Linked DNA regions of Homo sapiens: region 1 is linked to region 2. The links are chromatin loops, found by intact Hi-C in ENCODE. Cell type or tissue: Caco-2. All regions are shown on one strand. Links, peaks and the distances in the headings refer to the core of each region. The heading gives the core; the rest is flanking DNA. Region 1 overlaps UCHL5 (ubiquitin C-terminal hydrolase L5). Region 2 holds the start of RGS2 (regulator of G protein signaling 2).

Region 1 (8,000 bases), core at 1-8,000, 230 kb after region 2:
CCTATTATTAAAAAAAGAAAAAGAAAATTTAATGAAGTCAAAATAAGGAGTTAAAATTATTTTGTGAACCTATTATTTCAGTAATCTTTCAGAGCCACAGATTGTACCTTCAACTTTGATAAGTGTTTATCATTTTTTGCTCAGCATTAGAGACGGGGTAGGATCAGAACAATCTATGTTTTTGCAGAAAGGATAACACATTAACGCACTATTTAAATAGAGAAATTTTAAGAAAAATATTTTCTTGATTGCAAAACAATAAATTATCCAATTCCAAATGAAAATACTTTAATACGGATGTTAAGAAATGCTTGCTATCCCTTACGAATGGGTTAAAAATGACAAGAGTAACTATTTACGTTCACTAAGGGTAGTTTTTAAATGTTAAATGGAAAATAAAATATAAATTATGTAACCTATAGGTTAAAAAATAATTTTACTTGGGAAAAACTCAAAGGCATCAACTGAACTATGGTAGTCAAGATGTCCTTCCTATATATTAATATAACACACTGAAGAGCTTAAGGCCTTCATTATATTATGTTACCTCATAGTCACTTTTACCTTGAAAATTTAAGCAGCACTGAATGAGGGTAAATACCCAACAGATTTTCCCCTGTCAAAAGTGAAATATCAGGAACAGGAACTGCATTACCTAAATCAATCGGTCCTTCTCTTAATCCATCTAATTCATACAGTCTCCCATTAACAGGAACATAACTGACAAAGTGAAAAGCATCTTCTTCTTTTGCTGATGTCTTCGTATCAAATTCAAACATTTGCTGTCTACAGTAAATAAAAAAATAGTGAAACTCAAAGAAGCAAAGAAAGAAACAGTATTTATTTAACATAAAGTCTCTTTACCTGGCGAAACTGTTGTGTACTTGTCGAATCACATCTGAATTGCTCAGTGCCAAGCCTTTCATCTAAAATAATTTTTTAAAGTAGCCTATTAATATACAAACTTTCACAAATATGACATTTTAGGAATAAGAAGATTGTACTCACAGCTGCATCAAAACTTTGTGAAAATTCTTTAAACTCTGATAATGTCTCGCCTAAATGGACATCCTGGTGGGTACAGTTCAGTAACACACTCACTATGGCTTGAGTAGCACAAGCATTATTAATTACCTATAAAATATAAAAGTGAAGATATCAATGTGTTTAAAAAAATAAAAAATGGTTTTTAACTGGTGACAATGGCCCCAAAACATGAACAGTTTTCAAATTATATTTTATGAAGTCTCAGCATAAACAGAATAAATATGTTTAATTTCTATCCTAATCTATTTTCAGAAATTTGCTGCACTTCTGGAGTTGAAAATTCTAGGAAACCAAATGAACTCAATGAACTCATAATATTACCAAAAACCAATCCAGTTAGGGTAACAAGATCAATCATCCTGATGGAAAACATAGCTGATTAAGCCAACAGAGCTTGTCCCCCTCTCCTATTCATTTCCTCCTAGACTCATTTCTACCTATTCAAATTCAATTAGTATTTTATAACCGAGCATAAGCTTCAATTCACCTGTGTGATTGTAGAGAAATTCTGAACCCAACTCACATTAGTTTCCACCCTCATTTAAATTCCCAAACAGGGTATACAATGTCCACATATTTTTTTTCACTCAATCATCTACAGTCTTTACATTGCTATCATCTAGCTATAATCATTTAACAAATTATCTGGACCTTACATTCTAGCCAAAGGAAAAAACATTTAGATAGCATTTACTATGTGCCAGTTACTTTTCTAGGCACTCTACATGCATTATTTCTTTTAATCCTCTCAACAACTTATGCAGAAGGATTACTATTATCATCTTCATTTTAAATTTGTAGAAGCTGAGGCACAAAGAGGTAAGTGCCCAAGGGCACACAGCTGATCTTGTTCTAGAATTTGTGTACATAGCCATCATGCTAGGCTATCTCTGTACATACACGTGGTCTCTCCAACAAGATTATAAACCACTTTATGAACAGCAGTTTCTTCCACACTGCCTAAGCACCTATGGTATTGAGATCATGAAGCTGGAAAGAACCTTAGATGATCAGTGTGAACACCAGCAAGGTTAATCACAGAGCTGAATAATTTTTTAAATTACAGCTTAGTCCTACTACAGTATTATGTTACTATATTGTAATTAGTCTTTCCAATAATGCTAATTAGCTTATGATTTTACATTTTAGTAAATTATCTATTTTTATCCTGCCTGATTTCAGAAGAAAAAAATTCAATTATTTTCCTTCTTTAATTCTTATAGTTCTCTATTTCTCATGTTGGTAGAGGTTTTTAAGATCTTATGAATATCTACCAGTTCCTGAACTGTTGACTGAAGTATATTTGAGAAATTCCTTAATAAGACTGCACTCTCCATTACAGAATAGTCTCGTACTCCTAATTCTCAATAACTATAACATCACCATGCTTCTACAATTCTTCTCTTTAAGCATTTTGTATTCAAAACTGTCTTAAAATTGATGAATTAGGAAAAAGTAGTGATAGATCCAGAATCCAATTAGCATTGCTGCTGACTTATACGAATATGTATTTTGATCCGAATCACAGTTCTTTAGTAAATTTGGATGCAAACTTTAATGATTAAAGAGGACTTTATAAATGTGGTTGACTAAAACACTGTAACACTTAGTACTCCCTTATCTTAGGTCTAAATTACCTAAGGTGAAATTATCTGAGGATAGCACAGTGGGAGGAGTAAAGTTAGGAGAAGTTAAAATTTATACTTATTAACACATTCTTTCAAAATCAAGACACCTTAAAGATTTAATATATACCCAATGCTAAACTAGGCAGTGAGGCTACGGCAGAAAAGATTATCAAACATTTCTATAATCTAAGGACTTCAAATTTGTAATCCATTATTTTAGGATTTTAAGAAGTAGAAAAAATTCTTGTGGTTACTTTCTTTTTTGATGTCAATAATAATTTACACTGTCCATGATATATTAGAACTCATTTTGTATGTGTCTGTGAGAAGAAAAGTTACAATGTACATGGGTATGAGAATATTGTCTTCAAGTTTTAAAATGAGTTTAGTGCCACCAAGTGGTTATGCTATACATAGTACAAAATTAACAAAAAACAAAAGAAAATTTAAAGGTGTACAGCCATTCATTCATTCATTCAAATAATACTTACTGAGCACCTACTACGTGCCAGACATTGTAATAAAGGCTGAACAGTGAATAAGAAAGATGTGGTCCTTGTCCTCCTAAATCTCACATAAAAATAATCTTATATATAGTCAAAGTTCTATTTGAAAGAACTGTAACTCACGTCACAAAAAATCTATTGCAGTATGAATTATTTAGGTAGTTCTCAACTTTAAAAATCTTTAGCTTACCTAAGTGTTCTACTTTAACTCTGGCTTTTAAGATAATTTAAAATAAAGCAGTAGAGTTCAATAATAGAAATGAGGCTAGAGCAGAGGGTCTCAAGTAGGACTGACCCAGAACCTTAAGAGTTTGGTTTGAATTCCTACGCCAGGGTATATAGTCTTTAGTTTATCAGGGCACTTCTACTCTCTACTTCTTACACACAATCCAATTCACACATTCATGATGACAACCTGATACTGAAGGCATTTGATTTTGTAATCCCCAGACTAGAGAATTTCTTTTCAAAGCTTATACAAAAGAAGAGTAGATGTCCAGAGGAATAATATAAAAATAGCTTAAAGTACTGCCTATATAAATTATAGTCAATCAAAAAACAAGCAATGGGGAAAGGATTCCCTATTTAATAAATGGTATTGGGAAAACTGGCTAGCCATATGCAGAAAACTGAAGCTGGACCCCTTCCTTACACCATATATAAAAATTAACTCAAGATGGATTAAAAATTTAAACGTAAGACCTAAAACTATAAAAACTCTAGAAGAAAACCTAGGCAATACCATTCAGGACATAGGTATGGGCAAAGACTTCATGACTAAAACACCAAAAGCAATTGCAACAAAAACCAAAATTGACAAATGGGATCCAGTTAAACTGAAGAGCTTCTGCACAGCAAAAGAAACTATCATCAGAGTGAACGGGCAACCTACAGAATGGAAGAAAATGTTTGCAATCTATCCATCTGACAAAGGCTAATACACAGAATATACAAGGAACTTAAACAAATGCAGAAGAAAAAAATAAACAACCCCATCAGAAAGTGGGCAAAGGATATGAACAGACACTTTTCAAAAGAAGACATTTATGTGGCCAACAAACATATGAAAGAAAGCTCATCATCACTGGTCATTAGTGAAATGCAAATCAAAACCACAACAAGATACCATCTCACGCCAGTTAGAATGGCGATCATTAAAAAGTCAGGAAACAACAGATGCTGGAGAGGATGTGGAGAAACAGGAAAGCTTTTACATTGTTGGTGGGAGTGTAAATTTGTTCAACCATTGTGGAAGACAGTGTGGCAATTCCTCAAGGATCTAGAACCAGAAATACCATTTGACCCAGCAATCCCATTACTGGGTATATACCCAAAGGATTTTAAATCATTCTACTATAAAGAAACATGCACATGTATGTTTATTGCAGTATTGTTCACAATAGCAAAGACTTGGAACCAACCCAAATGCTCGTCAATGATAGACTGGAAAAAGGAAATGTGGCACATATACACCATGGAATACTATGTGGCCATAAAAAAGGATGAGTTCATGTCCTTTGCAAGGACATGGATGAAACTGGAAACCATCATTCTCAGCAAACTAACACAGGAACAGAAAACCAAACACCACATGTTCTCACTCGTAAGCGGGAGTTCAACAATGAGAACGCATGGGCACAGGGAGGGGAACATCACACACCGGGGCTTGTCGGGGGGTTGCGGGCAAGGGGAGGGATAGCATTAGGAGAAATACCTAATGGAGACGATGGGTCGATCAGTGCAGTAAACGACCATGGCACGTGTATACCTATGTAACAAACCTGCACATTCTGCACATGTATCTTAAAGTATACAATATATATATATATTAAGTTAAAAAAATTATTGTCAATCTTCATTGAGTCACAGCTATAGCAATATAAATACATACAATTTTAAATTTTTTAATAGTCAAGGAAAAAGGTTGAGAATGTAACAGTAGCTTTCCCAAGAGAAAGTGATACTGAAAAAAAGTATAAATGTCCTGCTCATGAAGACTCTATAAAGAAAGATACACAGAAAAAAGGGATGAACACCAGAAAAACAAAATAGTAAAGGAAAAAATCATTTTATACTGGAGTATCAGAGAAAGTTTTTTCACAAATGTGAAATTTTAATAGGGGTTTGAAAGCTTGGTAGGAACTAGAGAATAGAGAAGGAAATTCACTTTAAAAAGTGAGAACAGTGTGAACAAAAGAACAAATTAAGATGTTTGATGTGCTTGTTGTTCAAGAGACAATGAGCATATTGGTCATTTGTACTAGTGTGGTTATAGTCATAGTGGGGTTATTCTTTACCTTGTTAAGTCACTGGCCTTGAGTAATTAGGAGTTTACCCAAAGAGTAAGACATTTTGAATATAGAAATAAAATAATCAAAACAGTGGTTCAGAAAGATTCAGTTTAAGTCAATTTACAGGAAGGACTGAAGGCGGCTAAAAGGAGAAATAAGATCAGCCAGGTTCCTACCCTAATAAAAGTATGAAATAATAAAGAGTGGTAGGTTAATATAATACATAAAACCACTATCACACAAACATGCAAGTGAGAAATCTAGGAATTAGAAATATAACTAAAAATAAAATAAGATTTAAAAGAATAAAAGAATATTAATAACAACCGTATGAAATGATTTTGAAAATTTAAGCTGAAATGAAGAAATCTTTTAAAAAAATACATCTTACCAGAACCAACTCAAGAAAAAATAAAGAGCCACAATAGTCCCTTAACTACTGAAATGAAGCAGTATTTTAAAATATTCTCGCAAAGAAAATACCAGGCCTACATGGATATACAGGTCAATTCTACAAAAATTTGAAGAAGTATATCACCTTAATTTTACACAAATTGTTCAAGGCACTAAAAATAAGAGAAAATTCCAACTCATTTCATGAAGCCAGAATAACCTTAATACTAAAACGAGTCAAAGCCATTACAGAAGAAGAAAAATTAAGACACATTTCATTCAAAAATTTAAATGCAAAAACCTAAACAAAATACTACTATATTTAACCCAATAGTGCATAAAAAGAGAATACACCCTGACCAAGTGGGCTTATCCCAGGTTTGGAAGAATGATTTAATATTAGAAAAATCCGAACATAATTAACTGCATTAACCTAGCAAAAGGAAGAAAATACAGAAGATCATCTCAATAGAGGCAGAAAAAGGATTTGAAAAAATTTAATATACTTTCATAATAAACACACTAATTAATAACAGAACATTAAAAATAAAAAAGCTGGAGTAAACATCATCCTAAATGGAGAAATGGTAAGAGGCATTCTCTTTTAAGTTGCAAGTGGTTTTATTGGAGGGTCTTAGCTAGGAACTAAGACAAGAAAAATAAATTAGAGTCAAAAGGATTATAAAGGAGGAAATAAAACTATCATTATTTATACCTGATATGGTCATTTTGATAAAAACACACCCACTCAAGAAAAAAAAACAAATTATTAGTGATAATAGAAAAGTTTAGCAGGATGGCTAAATATAATATTAATAGATGAAAGTGAACTGCCTGTCTTTATGCCAAAGGCAACAACCTAAAAAATAAAACTACCCAAAGAAAACTACTCCAAGTCATATAATAATCAAACTCTCAAAGGTTAAAGACAAAGAGAGGATCCTAAAGGCAGTAAGGGAAAACAAGCAAACAATATCTAAAGGTGCTTCAATTCATCTAGCAACGGGGTTCTCAACAGAAACCATACAGGCCAGGAGGGAGTGGGATGAAATTTTCAAATTCTAAAAGAAGAAAAAAAAAACACCATCCAAGAATACTCTCTCCAGCAAAGCTATCCGTCAAATATGAATGAGAAGTAAAGTCTTTCCCATACAAAAGCTGAGAGAAGTGGCCACAACGAGACTTGTTTTATGAGAAATGCTAAGGGCACTTCTTCAATCTGAACAGAAAAAAACACTAATGCGCAAAACCAAAACATTTTAAGGTCTAAAATCCACTGGTAAAAGTAAATACACAAAGAAACCCAGAATAATATTGTCACTATGGTATGCAGTCTGCTCATAACTCTGATATAAAGCCCAAAAGACAAATCTACCCCAAACAGCAATACCAATAGCAACCTGTTGAAACAGACAATATAAGAAATACGTATATTGACAAAACACAAAGTCAAAATATAAGGGGTAAAAAGTTAAAGTGTAGAGTTTTTTTCTTTGCTTCTATTCTTTTCTTTATAATCTAAGTTGTTACCTCTTTATAATAACATGTCATATGTATATGTTTTGTAAGCTTCATGGTAACCGCAATGCAAAAACCTGTAATAGATTCACTAAAAATAAAAAACAACAAATTAAAACATACAACCTGAGAAAATTTCTTAACAACAAAGGAAGACTGTAAGAATGGAAGAGACCAATTACAAAACAACCAGAAAACAAGCAACAAAATGGGAGTAATAAGTCCTCACTTATCAATAATAACACTGAATGTAAATAGGCTCAATTCTTCAATTAAAAGGCATAGAGTCTCTGAGTTCATAAAGATATAAAACCCCATAATATGGTGGGTACAAATAACCCACCGCATCTATAAAGATATATAGACCAAAAGGGAAAGGGTGGAAGAAGATATTCTGTGCAACTGGAAACCAAAAAAAAAAAAAAAAAAAAAAAAAGAACAGGAGTACTATCCTTATATCAGATAAAATAGACTACAAAGCAAAGACTATAAAAACAGACAGAGAAGGTCACTACATAATGATAAAGGGGTCAATCTAGCAAGAGAATATAACAATTATAAATATGTATACGCCTAACACCTGAGTTCCCAAGTGTATAAATATAAAGCAAGTGTTT
Region 2 (12,280 bases), core at 4,281-12,280:
AGGTTATAAGACAAGGGTAAGAAATATGTGGGCCAGAGCCAAGGCTGGAGCTGCACTTGCCCATATCAGCTGACCTCAGCACACATGAGGGAGCTCAGCCAGACCTGCAGAGCCATACAGCCCAGCCCAGCCTGGCCTTGCCAAAACCAGTGGGCCCCACAAAGAGTTGCAACTTACTTCACCAATTTCACCTTTTAAAATGAAGGAAGAGCTGGGCACAGTGGCTCACATCTGTAATCCCAGCACTTTGGGAGACTGAGGCAGGAGGACCCTTGAGCTCAGGAGTTCAAGACTAGCCTAGGTGACATAGCAAGACCTTGTCTCTACTAAAACTCAAAAAATTTAGCCAGGCGTGGAGGCTTACACCTATGGTCACAGCTGCTCAGGAGGCTGAGGAGGGAGGATCACCTGACCATAGGAAGTTGAGGCTGAAGTGAGCCATGAACGTGCCACTGCACTCCAGCCTGGGTGACAGAGCCAGATGCTGTCTCCAAGAAAAAAAAAAAAAGAAGAAGAAGGTAGAAATAAATGGAATTTTAAAAATTCCTACCAATTTGTTGTCAATGAGATGGTGTGTGTGATATAGCTTGGATGTGCCCTCCAAATCTCCTATTGAAATATAATCCCCAGTGTTGGAGGTAGGGCCTGGTGGAAGGTATTTCGATCATGGGGGCAGATCTCTCATGGCTTGGTGCTGTCCTCACCATAGTGACTTAGTTCTTAGAAGATCCAATCGTTTAAAAATGTGTGGAACCTCCCCTCCCTCCCTCTCCCTCTTGTTCCTGTTTTGACCGCGTGACGTGCAAGCTCCCACTTTGCCTTCTGCTATAAGTAAAAGCTCCCAAGACATCACCATAAGCAGTCGCAGTACTATGCTTCCTGTACGGCCTGCAGAACCATGAGCCAATTAAACCTCTTATAAATTACCCTAGTCTCAGGTAATTATTTATAGCAATGCAAGAATGGCCTGATAAAGTGATTTTTAGAGAAAGGTTCTCACTCTGTTGCCCAGGCTAAAGTGCAGTGACACAATCATAGTTCACTGAGGTCTCAAACCCCTGGGCTCAAGCGATCCTTCCATCTCAGCCTCAGAATAGCTAGTACAATGGGAAAACATCACTGTGCCCAGCTAATTTTCATTTGTTTGTTTGTTTCTTTGTAGAGACAGTGTCTCGCTATGTTGCCCAGCCTGATCTAGAACTCCTGGGCTCAAGCAAGCCTCCCACCTTGGCCTTCCAAAGTACTGGGATTACAGGTGTGAGTTACCAAGCCTGGCCAAGACTGAGTTGTTAAATTCAGCTGAACAAAGCCTGGGTCCCCCACTTCCTAGGGATCAGCCCCTGTGAGGAAAGCTGCATCAGCATCTAATACCCTCAAAGATGATCATTCTGAAAAGAAATATCTTGAAGGGCTTCTGCATCATCAAACATTTCACCACATGCAAAAAGAGTTTGAAAAAATTGAGTTTTCCTGGCTCATAATTGGACAGTACAGTCTGGAGGTGTGAAAACTTTTTAAAATTCCAACTTATTTCTTCCTTTTTTTTTTGTTTGTTTGTTTGTTTGTTTTTTGAGACAGAGTCTCACTCTATTGCCCAGGCTGGAATGCAGTGGTGCGATCTTGGCTCACTGCAACCTCTGCCTCCCACGTTCAAACAATTCTCCTGCCTCAGCCTCCCAAGTAACTGGGTCTACAGGTGCATGCCACTATACCCGGCTAATTTTTTATTTTTAGTAGAGATGGGGTTTGACCATGTTGGCCAGGCTGGTCTTGAACTCTTGACCTCAGATGATCCGCCTGCCTTGTCCTCCCAAAGTGCTGGGATTACAGGCATGAGCCACTGCTCCCGGCCATTTCTTCCTTTGTTTTTAAAGGCATAATTGGTGAAGTAAGTTGAAATCCTTTGTAGGGTCCTCCATAATCTTTTCCCCACTTGTGTTCTGCCCTCTCTGTGAATAGTCAAGGCCAGCCAGACATGAAGAGGCTCTGAGAATAAGAAGTTTTTGGTGCTCTGTGGCTAAAATGATCCAGGGCCACAAAAAGAAAAGTTTATTTAAGAGAAAGAGAAGCCAGGTGCAGGGGTGCAAACCTCCTCCTAGTTACTCAGGAAGCTGAGGTGGGAGGATTGTTTGAGCCCAGTTTGAGGTTGTAGTATGCTATGATGGTACTTGGGAATAGCCATTGCACTCCAGCCTGGGCAACATAGCAAGACCCTGTCCCTAAAAAAAAAAAAAAAAAAAAAAAATAGAAGGAGAAGAATTAGCCAGTAATTTACTGTATTTATTCTTTCTCTCTCACCTCCACTGAAATCTACCAGGCACTGATTTGGTTCCAGGCAGAATACTCTCTGGTGCTCTATGATGGTCCACGAGACCTGACAAACTGAAGTGCCTCACAACAGCCTAGGGGATCACAGAGGGTCTGTTCATAGCCATGATGCTCAGTGTTGCAGTGGTTCTAGGGGACACTGTGCCCACCAGTGGCAGCCCTGCCAGAGGACTTTCAACCAGATCCTGATACCCATGGATTGCTGTGGAAGATGGTGTTACTTATAGTCATGGTCAGATTTTTAATAATTAAAGGCCTATCTTATGCAAGTAAAGACAAAGAACTAGCCACTGATATTTCTGTTCTTCTAGAGAAAATACTTTCAAATTTTTTACACATTTAACCTTATTCAAAAATAACATGAAGGCCTTGAATTAACTTTAATGGAATCCATGCTCAAAAACAAACTATCGGAAATGGAAAAACTGGAAGGCATTAAAAAAGAGCTGAAAATCTCCAACTCTTTGCTTGGACTTAGAATACATTCTTTTAGAAAAGGACTTAGCAAAGAGTGACCTGAACATTTAGAACAAGTTGAACCTGACATTACAAGAAATATCCAGAAGATTTATCAAGCAAAATAATAGACAATGCATTAAAGACACATTGAATTTCAAGTAGCTACAAGCAAACAGCCTTCAAAATATATCAGAAGACTGAAGAACAACTTCAGACAGCACTGAGGAGATGCTTCAGATGAAAATTCCTATATTATGAGAAGTATAAAACTGTCTTCACAAGAAACTAAGGAGGTTTGGAGTGCTCTGACTCTAACAGCAGCATAGGCGGCCCTCTGCCTATGCTTGGCGTTGATGTACATTGTTTCCATAAAAAGAACTGACTGCGTTAGAATGAAAGGAAGCTATCTGTGCAGACCTGTCTTTAGAACCTTTGAAGATAATAAAATAATATTTGATTCTATGGTGATATTCTCTAGATGAAGCTATGGTGAAAAATGTTTTGGAAAGGAAAAAAAAAAAAAAACAGACACCGTAGTAGCAGTTCCCAAAGTGGTGAAATCAGTACTAAGAGCAAGTCTGTAGATTCTAGCCTTGGGGGCCTTTCATAGTCCAGCCCTGCGGCCAGCCTCAATACAGATTCCACCAAGAGCTCAGAATAAAGCAACAATAATTCAAATACGTGTGCAGAATTTCAAATAAAATATGTTGGTGCCATTAAGACACTGAAACTCTCTGAGAGAAGATGTCTTAAAGGGCCACTAGACCTGATAAATTATATAGATGTTGCCCAGCAAGATGAAAAGTTGCCTCTTGTTCCTCTGGAGGAAAAATTTATAATGGGAGTTTCCAAATATAATACAAGTATCAACATCAGATCAGTATGATATTTTGTATAGGCATGTTCTATATTTAATCATCTGGATGGTGTGTTATGATGATGGTCTGGGGTGGAAAAACACTTATTGGCTCTGAAGAACACAGATGCAAGCAGTGATGAATACAGCCTGTGAGTTCATCAGTGCAACCAGCTGGAACAAACATAAGCAATTTGAAAAGTTCTATCTGCCACTTTCTATCTGTATTAACATCTGAGAAATGTTGAATCCTGCAAACCAAGTGAAAGTCAATTTATCTGAAAGTTCAGCTGTGTTCAAAACAGTTTTTTTAATATGCAATGTTGTACTATTATGGAAATATGAAGTGATCCCTTTTCTGGATTTTCTTAAGAAAATGCAATAAATAAAATATTGATCATTTGTTTTTAAAATAAGATGTTTTGTATTAAACAGTGGGAAAAAAAGAAGCTAAAGAGTGGATAGAAAGATGAGCAAACTTAGTAATCAGGAAAATAAAGTTTAAAAAAAGTAGTGCATATGGAATAAGTTTTAAATGATAAAGTCAGATCCACCATTTGCTAAAGATGACAGATCAGCCTGCTGTTGATGAAGAAGAAAACACGAACAGTGGAATCCTGAAATTAGATATAATGGATGCATCAGAGTATGGGTACTTGTAAAAATAAATCCAAAAGAATTCTGAAAAAATATGACTAATGTTGTGTAGTTAAATACAGCTCATCTAGGCTGGGCTAGGCCAAGTGGCTATCCTGGCTTCAGCTGGGCTTGTTTTCAAATTTATTTTAGAAACTCTTAACCAGATGTTCACTGTAAATTAACTGAAGGAGATAAAATAGTTGACGCACTGAAAAATTATAAGTCTCCAAGTAAGAAATCTTCACTACAATCAGAAATGGGGGGAAATGCAGTCAGAGAGGGAGAGACAAAAGCTCCAGTGGCAACTTTAAGTCCTTCCTACAGTGCACTGAGAAAAGAAATGTTTTCACCAAATATCTAACGTGGAGATAATTCACTCTGTAAAGATAGTGAAGAAGCCTACTAAAAAAGATTAAAAGATTAACACGTAAAGAGCTGTACATTTCCAAAACATTTTTGAGGAAGAACATAAATATTTGGGAAAGTAACTTCATTCAGAAAAATAACTCAAAATGGATCACCAGCCTAAATGTAAAATGCAAAACTATAAATTCCTAGAAGAGAATCGCCAAGGAGAAAATCTAGATGACCTTGGATATGAAAATGAATATCACATCAAGATCCAGTCCATGAAAGAAAGAATTGATAAACTGGACTTCATTAAAATTTTTTTTAAAAAATCTCTGTTCTGCAAAAGACAACATCAGTGTAGTGGAAAGAAAAGCCACAGATTGGGAGAAGATACTTGCAAAGGGGGTATCTGATTCTAAAAAACCTGTAATCCAAAATATACAAAGAATTCTTAAAACTCAACAATAAGAAAACAAACAATCCAACTAAAAATACCAGACATCTCACCCAAGATAATACATATGGCAAATAAGCATGTGAAAAGATACTCTACATCATATGTCATTAGAGAAATGCAAAATGAAACAACAATGAGATACCAATACACACCTGTTAAAATGGCCAAAATCCAGAACACTGACTACAGCAAATGCCAAAAAGGATATGCAACAACAGGAATTCCCATTTGTTGCTGGTGGGAATGCAACATGGTACAGTCACTTTGGAAGTGGTTGGTGGTTTCTCATGAAACTAATCATACTCTTAGCTTATGATTGAGCAATTATGCCCTTTAATCTCTGCCCAAAGGAGTTGAAAACTTGTGCCCACACAAAAACCTGCACATGAATGTTTATACCAGCATTATTCATATTTGTCAAAACTTGGAAGCAACCAAGATGTCCTTCAGTAGGTGAGTGGATAAACTGTGGTACATCCAGACAATGGAATATTATTCAGCACTAAAAAGAAATGAGCTATTAAGCCCTGAAAAGACATGGAGGAAACATAAATGCATATTACTAAATGAAAGAAGCCAATCTGAAAAGGCTACATATTGTATGATTCCAACTATAACACTCTGGAAAAGGCAAAACTATGGAGACAGAAAACAGAAAATTGGTGGTTGCTAGGGGTTATAGGGTTATTGGGGAGGGAGGGAGGAATGGGCAGAGCACAGAGAATTTTTAGGGCAGAGTGAAAATACTATGATGTTATAATGGTGGATACATGCCATTATAAATTTGTCTAAACCCACAGAATGTACAACACCAAGAACAAACCCTAATGTCAACTATGGACTCTGGGTGGTAATGATGTGTCAATATAAGTTTATGAGCTGTTGGATATTAGTAATGGGGAGGTTATGTATGTATGGGAGCAGAAGACATATGCGCTACCTCTGTACCTTCCTCTCAAATGTGCTGTAATCTGCTCTACAAAAATACTCTTTAAATTAAAAAGTAACCTTACATTGCTGATGTGCCCAGAGGAGCATTTGGAAGGGCCTGAGAGGACCACCAGGAAACTTCATAAACAAACAGATCCCCCAAAAAGAATGAGGGTCCTGCATAGGAGCAAGACAGAAAAATGGACAAAAGAGTCACCTAGAAGAAACTAGTCATACTACAAAGTTTAGCTCAAGGCCAGTCCTGAGAACTATGTACTATCATCTACCAAGCTGTCCAGGACATTTCCAGTATTGTTTTCTTTTAAATTCCTACAAAGGAAGAGTGCTATAACTACTTGTGCCTGAAAGATAAGTAGCTTAAGCATAAGAAAGCTAAACAATATGCCTGAGTTCTAAGTAAATTAGGGCAGAAACTAGGAACAAAAAGCAAATATCCCAATTATGGACAACCCCTCTAGCCATCCCACTCTCCTAAGGGTACTTCATGAAAAGAACTGCAAAATTATTCTGTCTTTTGAAACTGGGAACTTTTGAGGGGACTAGTGCCACATAGTAATTGTGTCAAGGCCTACAGACATCTCTTAAAAGCATTATTTTTTTTAATTAATTCTGTTGAGATTTTGGAATTTTTGTTTCAAAAATGTGTTTGGGAGAGAAATCCACAAGGTTTTAGGTTATTAGGAAGTAGTCCACGAATAAAAACCTGTGAAAACCAATGTCTAAAATGGATTAATGCTCTCTACACAGGAATAGTCATCAGTATAGTGAAAAAGAAATACTAATGTAAACGGATTCCTTATTTACTAGATGAAAAATGGCTTTCTTCAGACTTTTAAAAAAGACTTTGTGACTATTATCATATAGATATTTAAAATTTTATATTTTGTTAACTTAATATACCCAAATTTCAAAAAAGTAGTCAATAGGACACTTGACACTCCAATGGTTTGGCAAAATTCCAGGGACAGAAATTAAAATCTCAGTCAAAAAAAACACCAAAAAAGAAATTCCTAGCTTTAACTCATAGACAATATGCCAACTATGTAACCTATTTTATAAGAAAGTATTTATATCACCTATTCTCCCCTGGTATTCCATGCACAAAAAGAGTGTAGCAGCAGGAACACACAACAATTCCCTTACTCAGACCTCATACTTACAGTCCTTTACCTTACAGACCTAATAGCTACAACATTCTATCCAAGGTATTTCAATATACATTAGTATTTTTTTAGGAAAAAAAAAAAAAACTTCATGATGCTCCTGTTGTTGCTTTATGAAGGGCATCTAGATGTTTTTGTAAAGAGGGGGCTATTAAATTTAAGCAGGACCTGCCTGCATTGGAAGAATCACATACTCCATATCATATACTTGGCATATACTTGGTACAAATTTAAGACAGAACCATGGAATTACACTAACTGGAATTATCAATACAAGGATTGGTAAAATTATTAACTTAGCTATAATACATGTCAAGTATTAGGTTTAACCTGTGATTCATTTCTGACCAAAACACTCATTTTCTCTCAGCTTCTGGGTATGAAAATTACATTCTCAAAAATTAATCATAATTTTTAAATCTCAGATCATATCAGGGGTTAAGGAGTATAGTACAAAATCTCATGAGGTCATATTTTCATTCTGTTAAAAGAATATTTCACCAACTAAATAGGACAAAAAAATTTTTTAAAGACAGGCATTATACTTCTTTAAATATATTCAACAACTAGGGTAATAAAAGTTTTCATTTTTTCCAATTACTCATCACCATATAGCATGTAACTTCCTGATTTTTTCCTTTTTTTTTTTTAACTAACCCACCTATTTAACATTTCATAAGGTAAACGATAGGTTTACAGCTCTTAGAAATTTGGAAACTAAAATATCTTACTAACTGAAAAAAGCAAAGCACAGAATAATACATAGAATGATACTTTTGTGTTTTTAAAAGCAAGTATCTTGGTTCCTAAATTTCCTATTTTTATTTATTTATTTCTTTATTTTTAATTTATTTTTTTTTTTTAAGAGGCAGGGTCTCCCTCTGTCACCCAGGCTAGAGGGCCGTGGCACCATCATGGCTCACTGTAGCCTCAAAGTCCCTGGGCTCAAGCAATCCTCCCACTTCAACTGACTGAGTAGACGGGGCTACAGGTGCATGCCACCATGCGTAGGTAATTTTTTTTTAATATATTTTTGTACAGACGGGGTCTAGCTATGCTGCCAAAGCTGGTCTTGAACTCCTGGGCCCAAGCAAGCCTCCTTCCTTGGCCTTCCAAACTGCTGTGATTACAAGCGTGAGCCACAGCATCCAATGGCTTTCACATTTCTAAAGCTTAAGTAGGTGAGTTATTTTATATAAATATTTTTAGTTAATAGGAATAGGAATTAATAACTTTTATTAATAATGGTTAGCATAGAGTGGGAGCAGAAGGGAGAAGTATGACAGGGGAAATTTTTACTCTTCATAATTTAAGACACGCAAGATATATAATACAAGAATCTCAGATACATTATGCAAGAAACTTGTATTTTTTCTTTGCCTTCTTCTATAAACTTTTAAAAAAATATAGAAAGTTCATAAATTATCTGGAAAACCTCCACCACTAATCTGTTCAATCAATCTCTCCAGTAGAGGGCATGGTAGGTTCAACACAGAAAATGTATGGTTAGGTTATCAGCCACTCTCAAACTGAGGTTTTGTTGTGCAACTTTTACAACCCACTGCATTGTTTCTTCCTCTACCACAGGATGGAAAATATGTGTCATCTTTATGTGGAGCAATTCTGTTTACCTAAAAGCCAGTTGCAACAACAAAAAGGGAAGTCATCAAAGATTCCAGCTTTTGTTTTACCTATATATACGTAAATATATGTAATGCATATGTAAATATACATGTAATACATATTACATATATGCGTGAAATATATGATGTATATATTCATGTCACATATATTACATGTATATGTAAATATACATATATTGGCCTGTCTTTTAAAAGACATTAACATGGCAAGTTTTTGAGGAAAAGGTTTCTATAGCAGGTACTGCCTTAACTCTTAAAATTACATATAGATACAAAAATTACAAGTTGATTTATATCCAGATTTATTAACCAACCACATAATTTTCAGAGAAAAATTAATTTTCTGCCACCTAACATCAGTCACTGATCTGGAAGGGTTTATGAAAAAAGCAAAGAATTATATTAAACACAAAAACATCAAGAATAATCTATATTTAAACCAGTTGCTTATGCAGGTACATGTATATTCACTTTCATTAATATATTGAGATGATTAAACTTCCTTGGCTTGGAGATATCTGAAAAGTGTAATTAATTATTATTATTATTTTAAGAGACAGGGTCTCACTCTATCACTCAGGTTGGAGTGCAATGGCACAATCATAGCTCACTGTAACTTGAATGCTTGAACCTCGAACTTCTGAGCTCAAGCCTTCCACCTGCCTCAGCCTCCCAAAGTGCTGGGATTTCCAGCATGAACCACAATACCCAGCCTGAAAAGTTTAAATGTTAATCAGTTTCCTTATTTTTCCTACGTATTATCCAGTGAGCATTTATTAAATATCTATAATGAGCTTAATCTTCTACAAATTTGTGTATCTTGTGTATTTGTGTACCTACAAATTGAAACATCTTGATATTTAATAGTACCTACATATTTATAACCTAATTACGTCTGAGTTAATCCTCGTACGATTTTTTCCATCTTGAACAGCTATGATTTGAACATTTCCTTTTGCCACACATATGCAAATCAGTAATAAACTTCCGTACAGTACTTTAGAGCTTAGAAAAGACCTTTCATGTAAGAGTCACATAATATCCTATGAGGCTGGCAAGAAAATACATGTTACTCTTATTACAGATGAGAAACTGGGACTCAAAGAGGTGTGAAGCTAGTGTCCCAACAGTTACTTAGCATTTACTGGATAAGCCCAGGCTCTAACTGGGTCTCCTGACAGAAGTCCAGCTCTCTCTCTCTGCTGCCTCTTTGTCAGAACTCCTGGCCTGCCAGCGAATTTAACTGTCTATGAGTAAATTCTAACATCTAAGGTTCTAAGTATAAAATATATTGAGGTTTACAGTGGTGAGAAAAAGCAAGTGTCTGCGTATTACAGACAGCTGATAAATACGTATTGAGTCATCAGAAAGTGAAAATAGATGTAGGACTATTATGCAAAGCATAGGAGAGGAAGAGCATATGCTTAAGAAAAAATGGCATTCCTAGAGTTAACAAGCATGTTTCAAAGTATCTATTACTGAAATCTACACGATTTTCCTTTCCACAATAAAGTCCACAACTGTTGTCTTAAATAATAACTGCAGGTTTTGCCCTCCAAGTCAAACTTGGAGCTCCAACTACTGGCAGCTCACCGTAAGAATATATTAATTATTTCCAATTTCCTTTTAAGAAGTCGAATACAAAGTAGAGAGAATATCTGCAGCTTGGTTGCAAAGCCGCTTAAACATTTCACTGGCTAGTTCTGGTAATATTATCCGAAATCAACTCATTTTGTGGTTGAGGTAATCTATTTGTCTTTACCAATCAAGTCGTTTTAAAACCTTCAGGAGTAGAGATGATACTTGAAGAATTAACAAATAAAACTTAATCAAGGAAACTGTTAACTCATTCTCCCCCCTACTTTTTGCCAGTTATTAAATGTTCTGGTAAATCCTAACTCAACAAGAATGACTCATGAGGAAATCCTGACTCCTTGAACTCACTGATTCTGGTGCATTACAGCTATGAAATCTCTATGTCTGCAGCTTTCTCTCCCACCATAAGGAAATCTGTGATTTCTATTTTGGCAGGAGATGTGACCAAGGACTCCTGAGGAATGACCCTATAGACAGACCCAGCCACGTGCCTAGTAGTGATCAAAAATGCAAACCCAATTAAAGCACTGTCTTCTGATAAAGTCACTTTCTCTTGTTCAATCCCTAATGTTCATTCTCAAAGTGTTCCAAGACGCCCCAGCAAGCTGCAGAGCAGATCCCACCCTGCCCCTGGGCAATCAACGTTTCAGGTTACTCCTTCCTTAAGTTAAGTGGCAGAGAGAAACGGGCGAGGGTCTCCCCATTGCCTCAGTTCACAGACCAGGGGGTGTCGAATGAGTCCTACAGCAGGACAGCAAACAAGAAATGAGGCGCGGGGTCAGGGAACGCGCTCAAAAAAGGAAGAAAAATCCCACTCTTCATTCGAAATCAGGCCACTGCACTCCGGCCTCGTGGCGGGCGACCTCCTCCTGCCAGGGAATCGCCGCTCTGGCCTCGGGCTGGGGAGCCCGTCAGGGTGGGTGAGGGAGCGCCGGCGCCCCCGCCGGGCCGCCGCCAACTTCGGCTCCCTCCCTCCGTCGCAAAGCCCTCGAGCCCGCCCGGCCGCCACGCTTCAGCAAAAGGTCGTGCGCAGCGGCCCACACTGAAGACTCTCCATCTGCTCCCACACCTGCCCCAGCTGGCCGCTGCTATGTGGCCCGAGTGCGCAAGAAGCCGGGGCCGCAGACGTCAGCAGCGCCCCGGCTTCGAGACCCTTCGGCAGCAGCCGTGACTGCCGCCGGCGGGCGCTGACCCATCCCCGTGCCAGTCTGCAGCCGACCAATCCGCGTCCTCTTGAGGCGGGGCCGGAGCCGCGAGGCCCCGCCCCCAAGCCGAGGCCTCATAAATGCTGCGACGCACGCCCAGCCGCAAACAGCCGGGGCTCCAGCGGGAGAACGATAATGCAAAGTGCTATGTTCTTGGCTGTTCAACACGACTGCAGACCCATGGACAAGAGCGCAGGCAGTGGCCACAAGAGCGAGGAGAAGCGAGAAAAGATGAAACGGACCCTGTGAGTATGGCTTTCTTCCCTCTCCCGCCACCCCCTGCCCCACACTGCAAGCTGCAAACGCGGTACTTTCGGGCTCGCCTTTGACGTTAGGAAACTAGCCTGAGCCTATGCAGGGAAAAAAAATCGAAAAGGTCAATTTGTTAAGTAAGGTTAAATCTGGGTGATGCTCGGGTACAGTTTAAGAACCGAGGGAGACAGTTGATATGAGGGCGGTGGTTGATGCGCTAAGAAATTGCGGGTTGGCTTTTTGTCCTCCTGCATTCAAAATGACATCAGAATCCTGCGGCTGAAGCGCGTCCCCAGCATTCATACGTTGCATGATGAGTTCTCATCAGCTTACACAGCTACTGGAAGGTGATGCTCTTGCTGGTTCTGAATATACTCGTT

What was found. A loop is a pair of places that touch in the nucleus more often than their neighbours do. Peaks named below come from ENCODE experiments on the same cell type or tissue, not always from the same donor. Only the 100,000 strongest peaks of a DNase experiment are listed, where the experiment ranks them.
Region 1: it touches region 2 in a loop (11-fold over the local background); 31 of 110 quality-filtered maps call a loop at or near these places.

The regions. Positions count from the first base shown.
Region 1 is chr1:193,028,524-193,036,523 of GRCh38, forward strand. It overlaps UCHL5 (ubiquitin C-terminal hydrolase L5), which reads right to left. Exons shown (of 11, transcript NM_001199261.3): 4 at 1,009-1,134; 5 at 865-926; 6 at 656-786. Among named protein-coding and RNA genes, the nearest start is that of UCHL5, 27 kb to the right of the region's middle. In Caco-2, for the core only: a CTCF peak has its summit at 3,060 (motif pointing left); no DNase peak of the experiment used is centred there.
Region 2 is chr1:192,797,289-192,809,568 of GRCh38, forward strand. It overlaps RGS2 (regulator of G protein signaling 2), which reads left to right and starts at 11,751. Exons shown (of 5, transcript NM_002923.4): 1 at 11,751-11,893. The coding sequence starts at 11,784. It also overlaps the pseudogene LOC100130137. RefSeq lists silencers at 10,202-10,291, 11,228-11,437 and an enhancer at 11,768-11,987. In Caco-2, for the core only: CTCF peaks have their summits at 8,662 (motif pointing right) and 11,336; DNase peaks (open chromatin) are centred at 8,743 and 11,583; H3K4me3 peaks cover 1,580 bases.